3 separate regions of the Homo sapiens genome follow, and all the other regions are linked to region 2. The links are chromatin contacts, found by Hi-C or POLR2A ChIA-PET in ENCODE. All regions are on one chromosome and are shown on one strand. The core of a region is the stretch at or near the end of the contact, and the rest is flanking DNA. Distances in the headings are between cores, read along the strand shown.

Region 1 (4,326 bases), core at 801-3,300, 440 kb after region 2:
TTTTACTAAAACATGCCCTGTGGCACAATCTATATGTAGTATAGGATAGTGATGAAACCAAAAGAAGCAATGAATCAATCTAAGAAAAAAGAAGCTTTTGTTATTACTGTTATTACTTTCCCAAGTACGACCTCATTTTTGACAACTTTGTGAGGTGTTATTATTACTCCATTTCTGCAGTGAGGAACACTGAAGCCTAGGGAGGGGAAGGTCGCCCAGTTACAAATGGTAGATGTGGAAGCAGAACAATGACGCTCTGTCTTCAAGTCTAGAGCTCTTTGGACAAACTACAGAAGGAAAATTCAGGATAATTTCTTGAAAGCAATAATTATTCTGTGACTCAGAATTAAACATACAACGTTCAGTCCTATAATAGAGCAAATATATTAAGAAAAAGAATCTTTTAGCCCTGCACTGTACTACCAGTTCACTTTGCTCCCTAGCAGGAAGGGCATTCCCATAGCTCTCTGCTGTTCTTGCCCATCTGGGAATACTCACACGAGTAGGGCAAGTGGGCCCATCAGTTGTGCTGGTCTAAGCTCCCCATGTCTCATTGCTTTCCTGCCTCTGTGTCTTTGCCTACATGGTGTTGCCCACTTGTAACACCTGCTCACACCTTTGCTTATGAAGATCCTGCCCATACAATTACAGCCAGTGCTGGCAGACATTACTGGTGCCACTCATTCATTTGTTCCACAAATTTGTACTGAACAGCAATTATTGCCAGGCACTGATCTCACTGCTGTGAGTAATCACACCGAACAAGCATTATCTCTCCTATTTTTTCCTTCTTTGCATCTGAACTTGTCTCTTAGTACCTATATTACAGTTGTTCCTTTGATCTTGAGAGCTCCAACAGGGTTATAGTTCAGAGCTTGGGACACAGGAGAAAGCACTTTTTCAAATTTATTGGATTGAAGAGAAGGAAAAGTGCTGAATTTGACAGAATGAAACAGCATTGGATATAAATATGCTCAGAAACTTATACAAGGTAGTCAAACTTGAAGAAGGCTGAATTGGTTTAAGAGATTCAAGGAAACTTTTGGCTTCACAGGGAGATGTAAGAAGGCAATTAGGTACCATTAGGGCCAAATTTGTCTTTTGTCATCATGCGGAAGAAAGATTAAAAAGGTTAAAGATGAAATTTAGAGAGTGTTCCGAGTTGGAGTTTCATCAAAAGGAGCAGGGAAATAGGATAGAGAAAAAATAATTACGGAAACCAGTATAAAGAAAATCTGTGAAAATTCCTTATTTTTTAAAAGTACACTTTTTGTACAGGGAGTACTCCCAAGAGTAGCAGAGAACATTACAGAAATGTTACAGAAATAGAGAAAGTGATTTATATAAAGAACATGTTTTCATATGTATCATTTTTGATATGCCTCTCCCTTCTGCTCAACCACCACAGACAGGAGGTTCCCCTAGAGTTTATGGCTGATCAAATCTGATGTTTAAAATACATTGTTTCTGAAGAAAACTGTGGTCTGATCTAAGATGTGATATACAGGAAGCTGCTGTTATAATTTAATCTGGGCCATAATTGTTTTACAACTTAGGTAACTTTTTAGACTTAGTGTATCTACCTGAATTGTGGTAGAGACAGGAATAATTTTCAGTGAACGTAATGAAAAGCTCAATCCTTAAGTGTTATAGTATTCAATACTCAACTGCTAAAATAATTTTAAAGTTGGCCAAGGCATAAAATTTATAGCCTGAAGTCTTGCCAAAATCACGGTAATGAGACCATAAATCAATAGAATGTCCCTAAAAATAAATTTTGCTGGTTATTTGTTGCATACATATTATTATTAAGGTTCCTTGCATATCTAAAATATTATTTTCCTTATGCATATGGTATATAATAAATGGATACTGTGGTACATTTTGTGTGCAGTATAGAATAGTGGTGAAAGCAAAAGAAGAAACGATATATTTAAAAATAAGCATTTCAGTATCGTTTTTCTTACTGTTCTATTCTCACCTCCTCCGTTAAGTTTAACAGGAAGTCACAACTCTCAGTTGCATAACTTGTGTTTTCCATTCTCTGCATATTTTTCAGCTGAGCACTTATTAGAAATATGAAGTCACTTCAAGTGACAACACCATCATGACACCTCCTATCAAAAGTGACGTCACTTTTGTCTATAATCAAAGCACTGGGGCTCTCCTACCAAATCATTTCACTTGCCATAGGGCTACTGCTGTAGATCATGCTTCTTTACGGGCTGCAGAGCTGGGGGCTGCCTTTGGAGTGGAGAGACAGCAATTACAAACGTTGAAGAGGATGGAGTTCTGCTTTCAGTTCAGCTCAGCAGCCACATAATGTATTGTTGAAGCAGTGGGAAGGTATGTTCCTACCCTCGCAGGCAAAATTTCACAGACTTTTATGTGTTGTCATTATTGCCATTGTTATTTTTTTGTTTCCAGAACTGATGTACTGAATCGCATATTAGTTTATGTGATAAAAAAGGTAAATTTGTTTTTTCCCTCTATATTTGGTATTTTGATTTTTTTTACAACAAGTATGAAAGTGTGTTACTTTTATAAACAGAAAAAAGTATCTGTTTTTCAATTCTACCAACACTTATGGAGGGTCTGCTATATGCCACACACTGTGCTGAGTATTGGGAATCCAAAGTTGAAAGAGATAATTCCACCTCCAGGTCATTTCATCAAAAACCCATTCACCAAGAACCCATTTGTCAAGGTGATTCCTGGTCCTTTGTTCTCAAAAACTCACAAGCTAAAAGAAAACACAGACATGTAAGCAGTCATGAGATGTCTGCTTCATTGGTGATGAACAAAGCTATTGTTCAAGGCTCAGAGAGGAAAATAATTCTTTGGAGGTTAGGAATGGATCCAATGAAATAAAGCAACCTTGGTGTCTCACCCTAGGAGACATAGCTTCATAAGAGGGTTGTGGGTTGGATTCCATCACCCACTTGTCCTTCTGTCTGGTTCATTTGTGCAAGACATAACCTGTCAACCACGCTTCAATGCCTTGGAGAACTCTACTGTTTTGAAAACATCTGCTTTGGTCTTGATGCTATCTTATCAGATTCTGCAAAAGCTGACCAGCCATTTCCGTTGTGTCTCATCAGGTCCTTAGTCACCTATGACAATTGGACCGAATGCTCCTCCCACAAGCAAAATCACCATAGCTTGTTTCCAATGAGAATCTTAGGTTACATTAAGTATCTGGGTGATTCAGCTGGTACCTGACCTCAGTCCTCAGAAATACTGACTTTCTGTCAATGCATAGACAGTGAAGAATAAATTTTGTATTTTCCTGTATATGTTATGCCAGGATTATATTCATCAATAAACTTCAATTTGGGAGGTGGAGAAGAGTCCAAAAATGTACTCTTATTCTAAATACTAGGTCCTCTTTCTGACTATTCAAGTAGGGCTACTTACAGAAGGCCAGATACAACTATATCTATTCTACATTACTGCTTACTTCCTGCAGGAGTAAGGTATTAGTCATATGGTACGTTTGGTTGAAATGAACATTATGACCACAGAAAAAACTTAGAATGTGTTGGATTGTCAGAAAAACTTCATTTGCTTGAATTGTGCTCTGATCATTACATGTAATGCTTTGGTAAGGGCCGTGATGGACAAAGTCAATGGTACTCTTCCATTCCCAATGTGAAGCTAAGATCACATATGTACCCTTTGTTCACTGATGCTGACAAGAGGGAATTGGTTTGATAATACAGTGCTTTTACACCTATGATACGACACCACCTTCTCTGCAGAATCATATCACCTGTACATTTCATCCTAAATTAATGCCCTTGTCAGCTGGTCTTGTGGCTGTGCAATTACTTTGCAAGCTAAAATTTAGATAAAGAAGAATCAGCCTAGTTATAATAAAATAGCCCAAGGAAAGTTGAGAAATGCTAATTCAAGTTAGAAAGAAATACCCGAGTAGCCTAGAAAATAATCTTCTAATAAAATCAGTGTAGATTTACAATAAGTTAAAAGGAATAACCTTATAGATTTAGAATTTTTTTAAAAGCATATTGCATGAAATTTAGACAAAGGTGGCATGCTTTGGGAACAGTCCATCCCACTTAACTTTCTCGGTTAAAGCAGGACACCACTGAAGGCTGCTTGAAGACTCAGCTCCAGTATAATTACTTGCAATTACTTAATTACTGTCCTCTTTGGTTCATCACATACCTCATGGGCAGGAGACACCTCTGTCTTACTGCCTGTTGTATCCCAACATCAGAAGTGTTCCTGGCAGAGAAACTCCCCAACATAACTTGTTGAATGAATAAATGACTGAAAGTAAATTTACTCAAATGTCTCAGAAAT
Region 2 (4,356 bases), core at 1,661-4,160:
ATAAGTAGTAACTACACCTTTGAATTTAGGACAGTGGCTCACTTTTTTGTTGTTGGTTTGTTTTTAATTTTGTTCTGTTCCTCTTTCTTAAAAAGCACTTGTGTATTGCAGGTCATCAGTATCTCTTGAACGTGTGTGTGTCTTGTGTGTATGTATACCTACACATGTAGATGGTGTAATCCTTTGCAAAATATATAGTATTGGTATGAATCCTTGTCTGTGCTGTACTATAAGTCAAATTTGAGATACCAGAACTATTTCCGGAAGCTGTTATGAGGTAGATAGTACTGGCTGTATAAAGTTACCACTCCCTTAAAACTTTTCACCAAGTACTGGTGCTTTATGTCTACCTTCTATATGGCTTCTGGGGAGAGGGAGAATTTCTGGTATGAGAAGAGATCAGGGGAGACTATTGGGAAGGTGTAATTTGAGCTGGGTTTTTAAAAGAAGGGTAGAATTTCAAAAGGTAGCGATGTGGGGAGGGGATTGGGGTGGCATTATAAAGATAGACTAGCATGGGCAAAGACAGAGGTAAGAAAATACTAAGCATGTTCAGAGAACAATAAGTTTGTCTAGGGAATGTGATTGACACAAAGGACCTCATAAATAAAACTAGAAAGAATTTAGAATTCTTTTAACATACTTTTTCTCTTATTTCATTTGAGTCTTTCTCTTGTGATTCTCAGCTTGTTATTTTCTATTTAAAGAAAGTAATATACAAGACTGAGCATGGTGGCTTATGACTGTAATCCCAGCACTTTGTGAGGCTGAGGCAGATGGATTGCTTGAGTCCAGGAGTTTGAGACCAGCCTGGGCAACATGGCAAAACCCCATCCTTACAAAAATTAGCCAGGCATGATGGCATGTGCCTGTAGTCCCAGCTAATCAGGAGGCTGAGGTGGGAGAATCACTGCCCCACTGCACTCCAGCCCGGGCAACAGAGCACAACCTTGTCTCAAACAAAGGAAAAAAAGTTTTTAAGTAACGTACAAATAAACTTAAGCTTAGCCCATTTTATAGTGTAACAGATTTCTAATTACAAGGCCCAAACTAATGAGACAAGTTTTTCTCTTTTTTCAAATCTTTAAGTGTTCTAAAATCCTTTATAACAATAAGCATATGTGCCACATTGCTGGCTTTTTCCATCTTAAAAACATAATTTTTACAGGGAACAAAAAGAAATGTAATGTTGAGCAGATAAAATAAAATAACATCAAAATAATTTGACATGTAAAGGAAAGAGAAACATTTTTTTGCTTGTCATTATTAATGCATTAGGGTACACTAATACAAGTAGTGCTGTGTTCAAGCTCAGTAAGATCTTTCGTTCCTAAATACTGTGTTTTCCTGATCTATACATGAAGGCTTGGGTGGAATGAAGTTATAATTCATTGACTTGTCTGATTTTTCTACCTGGAAAGCTCTTATTTATGTAGTAGGTTGTTCCCCCTTAAAGGATAGTTACTTATTTGATTTAAAAAAAAAATAGCAGTATACACATTGCATAGAAGTAATCAAGATAATCTGTTGTCCTTAAATAGTGTTCCTCCTTACAGGGTATGTTAAACATTAAAAAACAGATTTTGAACTTTAATTCCTAGAATATATGAGATGGACATGGAGAAAAAGATCGCCTGCTAGCTTAGGTGTGCCTTAAGGAACCTACCATTTGGAATGAAATCTCTAGGGAAACGTTTCTTCAGCTAGTTAGTAAGTGAGGTTGGAATCCTTCTGCTTAGACGGAATGAATAACATGTCCACTGGAACACAGCCCTCTGTGAGTCCACTTTCAGCTGAAATGAAAATAGATTTTGTTTATTCTTACTTATCTTTTGAATTAGATCTAATTAAATCTTCTCATTCTGGGGCAATTGTAAAAATCGCTACTTTGTATTGCTTTTATTTTGTGTCAGTCCCTACTAGACATTTGGAATTCATTATCACAAACATTCTTGTCTAACCTATGTGGAGGCTTTATGATTTCCATTTTACAGCCAAGGAGAGACCCAGACAGGCTCAGTATCTTCACCTGTGTTGCCAAACTGCTATCCAGTAGCAGAGCCGGGGCTTCCTATCTATGTCTGATTCCTGAATGTCAAAGCAGTACCACCTTCCTAGGTGCTAATGATTATTCACAAAGCATCTTACCTGTGAAAAAAACACTATTGGGGTTATACCTTTCCTCCTAGTACCGTGTGAAGGGCGAAATGTGTGCAGGACTGGTAGTCTTTGAAAAGGGTGGATGGTGGCAGTTATTATTTTCTAATCCAAGAAATGTTATGTAGTAAACAGTTACAAGTTTTGAGTAGAAAATTTAACAATGTAAATTACAAAATATTTAAATATAAGAAATTTTCATTTGATATGCTGATTGTTTATGAGTAAAAACCTTGTGTTGGGAAGATACACAGAGTAAATCAGAAAAATTAGTTTGATTTCCTTATGTCCTACCTATGAAAGAACATATTTAAGGTGGCTTGACAGCTCATTCAAGGGGATGAAAAATCAAGAGCCAAAGTCCCTGGCTCTCTTGTCTTCTCCTAAATTTTTTTAAATGTTAGTTAAAAGTGAATTCAATTGGTAACCTTTCTTTTTCATTAAGAACACATTCAGTTCCATGAACAAATTTGTTATTAACTCCAATGTTATAAGTAACATCTTAGAAGGGAGGAAGGATATATAAAGCTACAGTCTCAGACCTGGTGATGGCAGCTGACTAACTGGACTGAGTGCTATTTCTCATTTGAGTTTTCTTCATTCGCTGAAATTGCTGGAGACTGGGCAGAGATGGGAAATGACAGCATTCTTGACCCTGTGGGAGTCAGAGGTGCAAAGCATTCAGAGATAAGTGGATGAAAGAAATGAGGTTTGTTAATAGAGCCCAGGAAGTCAGAGAACTGGGGCTTGAAGAAGAAAGACCTAAAGGAAACATCTGCTAGCAGTTCCAGCAAGGTGGGGGTGGGAGAGCAAGGAAGGGGGAGGAAAGAGGTTCAGAATATCCACCTACGCTGCTACTAAGCTTGTTGAAAAGAAAGCTGGTCTAATTTGACGTAGACTCTTCCCCTCTGGATCAGAAAAAACAGAAGCATTACAATATGCTATTCATACAGAAAGTGTGATTAGAAAAAAGGAAAATGCACATGTGGGGTTGAGAACATCTGCTGTAACAAGTCATCTAGAGACAGCTAAGCAGTGGCTTTAAAGCAGCTTGCTAGTGTTCGGCAGAAAGGATGAGGAGGCATGGGGATGGAGACCAATGGGATGAGAGTAATTAGGTCATGCACCAGCCTCCGTCCCATAGCTTTTATTTTCTCAGTGATCAGACCCAGAGTCTCGTCAGCAAGGAAACACTGTGATTAATGGCATCAGCCAAAAATATGACATGGAGATAGATTGCTCATAGTATGGTGCAGCTAGCTGGTGCCTGGGAAACAAGCTTACGAGACATAACGAAATTGTGCACCACACATAATGTGAAAGAGACCAGTTTCTTGGGAATGTTCTTACTTTTATTTCTAAGTCATATATTTTGGGGACCTTAAATCTACTTTATGTGACATGCAGTGATAGCTACTCGATTTTGTAGTTTTTCCATCCACAGTGAACTGTCAAGACTGTAGGAGTAAATAATGACTAATGTGCTCAGTTGCAGAGAGATCACTGATTACTTTGGATAATTGTTATTTATTACTTATTTTAGGCTTTTATTTATCTTTATTAATGGTGGAATAGTGTCCATTTTCTAGCAACTTTCACATGTAGAGTTTGAGGTTCCCCCATCCAGCTTTTTCAGTATTCTCATGGTTGAATAATCCTGACTTTAGTGCCACCAGGTATTTGTATGGCAATGTGTACTTTTCCAAGGTTCACTTATTTGCGTTACTTTATTTAATCCCCACAAACTTCCAGTGGGCAGATACACAGGTGGTGTAATCCTAATTTAAAAATTTGGATCACTGGAAATAATGAGGTTTACTTTTTTGCCTGAGATCACACAGCTGGTTCCTAATGTGAAATGCCTAGATCATACCTTTCTCCTGCAAGTTCTTCCAGAAACAGTATTGAGGCATTGGGGCTCATGGGGATTCTGATTGGTGCACTCCACTCAGATTCTGCTGATGAACTGATAACCCTCTAATCTGGGTCTCCAGCCTTGATTTTACCCCAAGCTCCAAACTCACTGCCCCTGCTTACCTGGCTTATCTACACACGGAGGTCTCACTAGCAAATGAGCTCAACCGAATTCATCAGTGTTCTGGCCCCTCCCAGACCTCGTGATCTTGAGTTCCTTATTCTAGAGAATGTCATAACCAAACTCTCAGTTGCCTTATTTCTGCGGCACCTGCCACTGTCCAG
Region 3 (4,784 bases), core at 1,884-4,383, 500 kb before region 2:
AATGGGAGTTCTTTACAGAGCAAAGAGTATGTGAGTGCCTTGATTTGATTCTGCTAACTGCAAGTTTACTATTTAAAATGCAATCCTCAATCCAGCTCAGTATTTGTTTCCTGTCAACAGCATGGACCCTAGGGTGAGATTGCTTATGTTCAAATTCCAGGATTTTATCATTGCTGTTTTTATGAGTTTTACTTCTATGAACTCTGGAGAAAACAAAACCACTAAACACTTGCTACGGCCCCTCACCCTAACCACATTCACCTCAGGCCATCGCTGGGTCCTTCGTCACCCCTTTCACTTCATTCCCCAGCTTTTAAAAAGTTATCTCAGCACTTTCAAAATCCTGCAGTTTGTCTCTGCCACCACCAGTTTGAGGAGTTCTTGGTTCCTGTTGCCTCTATCCTTGTTCAAGCCCAGGTGAGGACAGAGGGGCAGAAATGCTATGCCCTGACTCCCAGTTCTAGGCTGGGCAGCTGGGAGGAGAGCCAGCTTTCCCGAATCCCAGGGGCAGAGGGCGCCAAGTTCCCTCGACGCATCTTCCCTCCAAGTCTTACATGGCACCATCTTGACCAGAAGCATGGCCTGCAGTCCTGAGGAGAGAAGTCAAGGCTATTTTCCAGGCCCAACCTGCAAGTACCTGTTCACACTGGCCTGGACCTGAGAGAGGCCCCACAGAGAGGAGAGCAGAGAGGGCCACTCACAGAAGGGTGGTGGTGCGGTCTCCCCACCAGCCCCAGGCTTGTCCCTCCTGCTCTACTCTCTCCAGTGCACACCCATGAGGGCAGCCGGGCAGATGGCAGAGGCCACGGGCTAGGTCCTCCCTTAGTCATCCCTGCCAGACCTGACCTGGGTCTCCCCCACCAGCTTGGCCAGCCCTATGATGGCGAAGGAAGGGTCAGGCTCCAGCCTGGCAGGAGCAGCTTGGCTCGGTGTGTAGGCCTCGCTCCCTCATGGCCCGCTTCATCTGTAGACCAAAGGCTGGTCCAATTTGTTCTCAAACTGAGTGAAAGAAATTTTCAAGTTTATGGGTTTCTCTTCTGATGGAGGCCAGAGACTCTCACCCACTTTTTCTTTCCTTCTGACCTGGTAACTGGGAAGTAAAAAACACAAATTTCTAAGTGTCTCCTCTGCCTAGATCACATCAAGAACTGACGCCATCCCCTCAGTGTGGAACCCAGGGGTCTCCTAAGGATGATTCCAGCACTAGGTTGATAGAAGTTTAAAGCTGGGGAAGGAAGAGCACAAGAAAATTACATAACTTAAGTGAAGAACTAGGCCTAAAAGTGGAACCTTGCATTTGAGCATAATTATTTAGCATGGTGTGCCTGAAATATGTAGAACTGAATAATTTGTTTTATGTAAGTATAATCAATTTGTATACATTAAAATTGATACTGGCTGGGTGCGGTGGCTCACACCTGTAATCCCAGCACTTTGGGAAGCCAAGGCGGATGGATCACCTGAGGTCTGGGGTTCGGGATCAGCCTGGCAAACATGGTGAAACCCTGTCTCTACTAAAAATACAAAAATTAGCCTGGCATGGTGGCAGGCGCCTGTAATCTCAGCCACTCAGGAGCTGAGGCAGGAGAATCGCTTGAACCTGGGAGGTGGGGGTTGCAGTGAGCCAAGATTGCGCCATTGCACTCCAGCCTGGGCGACAAGAGCAAGACTCCATCTCAAAAAAAAGAAAAAAAAAATGATACTTATCAGAAAAATCAATTAATATAGGTATACTTACATTCTATGATTGTCAGGATGTACCAACTCCAATCCCATTAATCATACTAGCATGAAGAAAAATTACATTTCTGGGCCACTGGGTTTGTATATAACCTTAGCTAATTTAAGCCTGGATAAAAATAAGAATGCTTGATTCATTTAAAATCTGAGATTCTGGGATAGATTTTTGTGTAACTTAAACTTCTCAACTCTTCTGCAATCTAGGTTTATTTTTTACTATAATGTACCTTCAAAGAGCTAAGTCTCAGTTTATAGATTGTTAGTTTTTTAAGTTCCACTCTCTTTCGTTGTACTGCTGAACTCTGGGCCTCTGTGTCCTCATCTGTAATGTGGAGTCAAAATTATCACTAAGGTCCCTTCAAGCATGAATTTCGCATTGACTAATCCGTTGTAGAACACAAGGAAAATAATGGTTCTTTTGTAGTTCTCTTGGGACTTTTACTATTGCTAGAAATCATGCTGGGCAGATGCAGGCATCACATGGACTGTGCGGGGAAGTGTAACTCAATAATGGCCATGTTTTGAGGCAGTGGTATTCAATGCTTTAAAGAGTGAGAAAATGGCCTTTAGAGATACTTTGTTTGAAAGAGAAACACGCTTGGAAAATGTTCTTGAGTATTTCTGTATGGAAAAGTATAAAATGGATATGTCCTTTAAATGTTTAAGTACTTCCAACACTTTTGCTCTGCATACTCATGGTGCAAACGAGGTGGGAAGGGCGGAATCCCTGGCCTAGCTCTGCGAGAGTGGGGTTTCAGGTCAAAGCAGGTCTGGCAGCTCTGCCCGGCCCAAGCGCAGAACCCTTAGCTGGGAAGGCCGCGGCCAGGCTGCGGGGCCCCCTGCAGGCGGGCTCAGTGCCCCGGCCCAGCACCTGTTGTCCCAAGGCAGGCCCCGCGGGGGAGAGGCCTTGGAGGGCAGCGCCCCCTCTCACCAGGGCGGAGCTCAGGAGAGTTCGCAGCCCAGGGGGCCGAGACCAGGGGCAGGGCCAGCGAAATGCCTCGCTGGCTCTTACTTTCATTGACCTCTGCGATGCCTCGCTGGCTTCTGCTTTCATTGACCTTTGCGGGTCTGTTCCCGCTGCGGCGCCGGCAGCTGCTTGGTAGTTGCGGGGGGCGTGAGGGCGGTGGCCCAGACCAACCGGCTGGCAGCCCAGCTCCGCTCCGCCCGCCCCTGCCTCGGACCCTGCGCCTGAGGAAGTATCGAGGCAACCCTCTGCCACCCGAAGTTCGTGGGTCGCTCCCAGAGGGCGCGCCCTGGAGCCGAGCGCCCTTGGGCGGCCATCTGGAGGCCAGGTGCGGGCCGCGAACCCGCGAGGAGCGCGCGGCGGGCGCGGCGGCGACGGCAGGAGGAGGGGCCGGGAGCCCGGGCGCCGCCGAAGGACGCCCCGTCCTCCACATGCTGCCACTTGGCTGAGCCGGGCGCCGGCGAGAAGGCGGCGCCGCTGCCCTGGCAGCTGGACTGCACTTTGCCCCCGCCCGGCCTCAGCTGCCGCCCGCCCAGACGCCAGCAAGCCCCCCTCCCACGACAGGGCTGCTCCGGGAGCTTCGGAGACCCGCCCCGGGCCTGAGCGCAGGCTGCCTCCGGGACCCCACGGCTGTCCGGACGTGCCATGGGCGCGCAGCTGCCGGGCAACGTGTTGTGTAAGTGAACATCTGGGAGGTGGGTGACTGGTGAAGGGCGGGTGTCTGTCGGTCTTTGCTTGTCAGCTGTGCCTTTTAGATTTTTCAATGGCAGAAACCCATGAGTTACAGGAGGCTTTAATTAAACGAGACCGTTCTCAGCCAGCTGCCGTGGATAGAGCCTCACATCTCCGTCCCCTAATCGAGAAGAGTTAGCCCCTACCCCTTCAATTTTGTTCTGGGCTTCCCAGTGAAAGGTATCTCATTATGAGTTGCAATTCCACCCTGCTGCCTACCTGAAGAGTGAGTGAAGATTTTCAGGTAAGAGATTTGCCCGTGAACATTGCATTGATATGCCAAGCTGTCAGGCTTGTGCTCTGAATGGCATATCATGAGCAAAGTATTAGCTCTCGTGCTCTTTGGAGCTGTGGGAGGCTGAATATTGAGGTGAAATGATGCAAATAAGAAATTAAGAGGAGTAGACGGGTAAGATCCTTTAGCCATGAGTTAAGGGGTCAAAGAAGCAAAGCGGAACAATTGGAGTTGTCTCTCTTGTCTCTGGTCTGACACCAGCCCTTCCCCTATCCTTTAGGGAATTAGGTTAACATAAAATTGTAAACTAGTAAATGTTCTTATCAAAGACCATCTTTTTAGGATCTAGTGTATGTGGCAGCTCTCTCAGGGAAATTTTTAGATAAGAATTCGGAGGAATAGGGAATCTACTTTTATTATGACAAAGTATAAATCAAACCAAGATCAACAGTTGGCTATTCCTTTTTCCCTTTGGATGAGGCTGTTTTCAAACACCTAACATGGCTATCATAAATAGATGGCAAATAACATTATTTAGGCATTCTGCTTTCAAGCAGAATGGTCTGGAAGAATAATTTCAGTTTTTAATTTTGTTTTGCCATTAAACAAAAATTATAATCATTACTTATTTAGGTCCACACAATGTTGTAACAAAAGGATGCTTTAAAATTGTAGACCAACCTCCAATCCATTTTATTATCTCCTCTGTAGCACTCCTGACAGGCCAGCCACATTTTGATTGAACACTTCAGTGACAGGAAGCTCATTACATTTTGACGGGTTCCTCCTTTTCTGTTGTTAGCAAGGCCTTGTTTACGCTGAACTGACAATCACTTAGGAAGCAGTACCTGTTTCTCATTAGTCCTACCTGGCCAATAGCGCTCCAACTGTGAACTTAGAAACAAGATTTTTCTGCAAAAAGGATCTGAAACTTTAGTCAGTCTGAAAAGGGTCCATGACCCAAAAATAGTTAAGAAATGAAAGGTCTAAAGTGATACAAAATAATATTTTTGTCTCCTTTGCTTGACAGCCTTTCAGATCCCTGAGCCTCAGTTTCTCATCTGTAAAATGGGAATAATATACTTTGTCTAACCCTAGGGTTACTGTGAGGAT

Evidence for each region. A loop is a pair of places that touch in the nucleus more often than their neighbours do. ChIA-PET counts read pairs that join two places held with the same protein, here RNA polymerase II (POLR2A). Pooled maps may share reads with other maps.
Region 1: a loop to region 2 is called in a pooled map, with 11 times the contacts of the local background. The contact joins two enhancer-like sites. A Hi-C loop is called at or near these places in 2 of 37 single-sample maps with no recorded cell type and 7 of 50 pooled maps.
Region 3: a map with no recorded cell type shows a loop between it and region 2 (4-fold over the local background). The contact joins the promoter of AKAP19 here to the enhancer-like site in region 2. A Hi-C loop is called at or near these places in 6 of 37 single-sample maps with no recorded cell type and 4 of 50 pooled maps. POLR2A ChIA-PET finds 5 or more read pairs at or near these places in 1 of 52 experiments (activated T-cell).

The regions. Positions count from the first base shown.
Region 1 is chr2:191,112,526-191,116,851 of GRCh38, forward strand. The region is part of intron 3 of STAT4 (signal transducer and activator of transcription 4); the gene reads right to left. Among named protein-coding and RNA genes, the nearest start is that of STAT4, 36 kb to the right of the region's middle. Within about 2 kb of position 2,051, at least 5 of the 41 ENCODE cell types and tissues checked have a DNase peak (open chromatin) inside an H3K27ac peak, as active enhancers do.
Region 2 is chr2:190,675,726-190,680,081 of GRCh38, forward strand. The region is part of intron 6 of NAB1 (NGFI-A binding protein 1); the gene reads left to right. Among named protein-coding and RNA genes, the nearest start is that of NAB1, 29 kb to the left of the region's middle. RefSeq lists enhancers at 90-159, 3,013-3,062. Within about 2 kb of position 2,911, at least 4 of the 41 ENCODE cell types and tissues checked have a DNase peak (open chromatin) inside an H3K27ac peak, as active enhancers do.
Region 3 is chr2:190,177,730-190,182,513 of GRCh38, forward strand. AKAP19 (A-kinase anchoring protein 19) reads left to right here and starts at 3,134. Exons shown (of 2, transcript NM_001042519.2): 1 at 3,134-3,380. RefSeq lists silencers at 2,490-2,589, 2,860-3,309 and an enhancer at 3,088-3,887.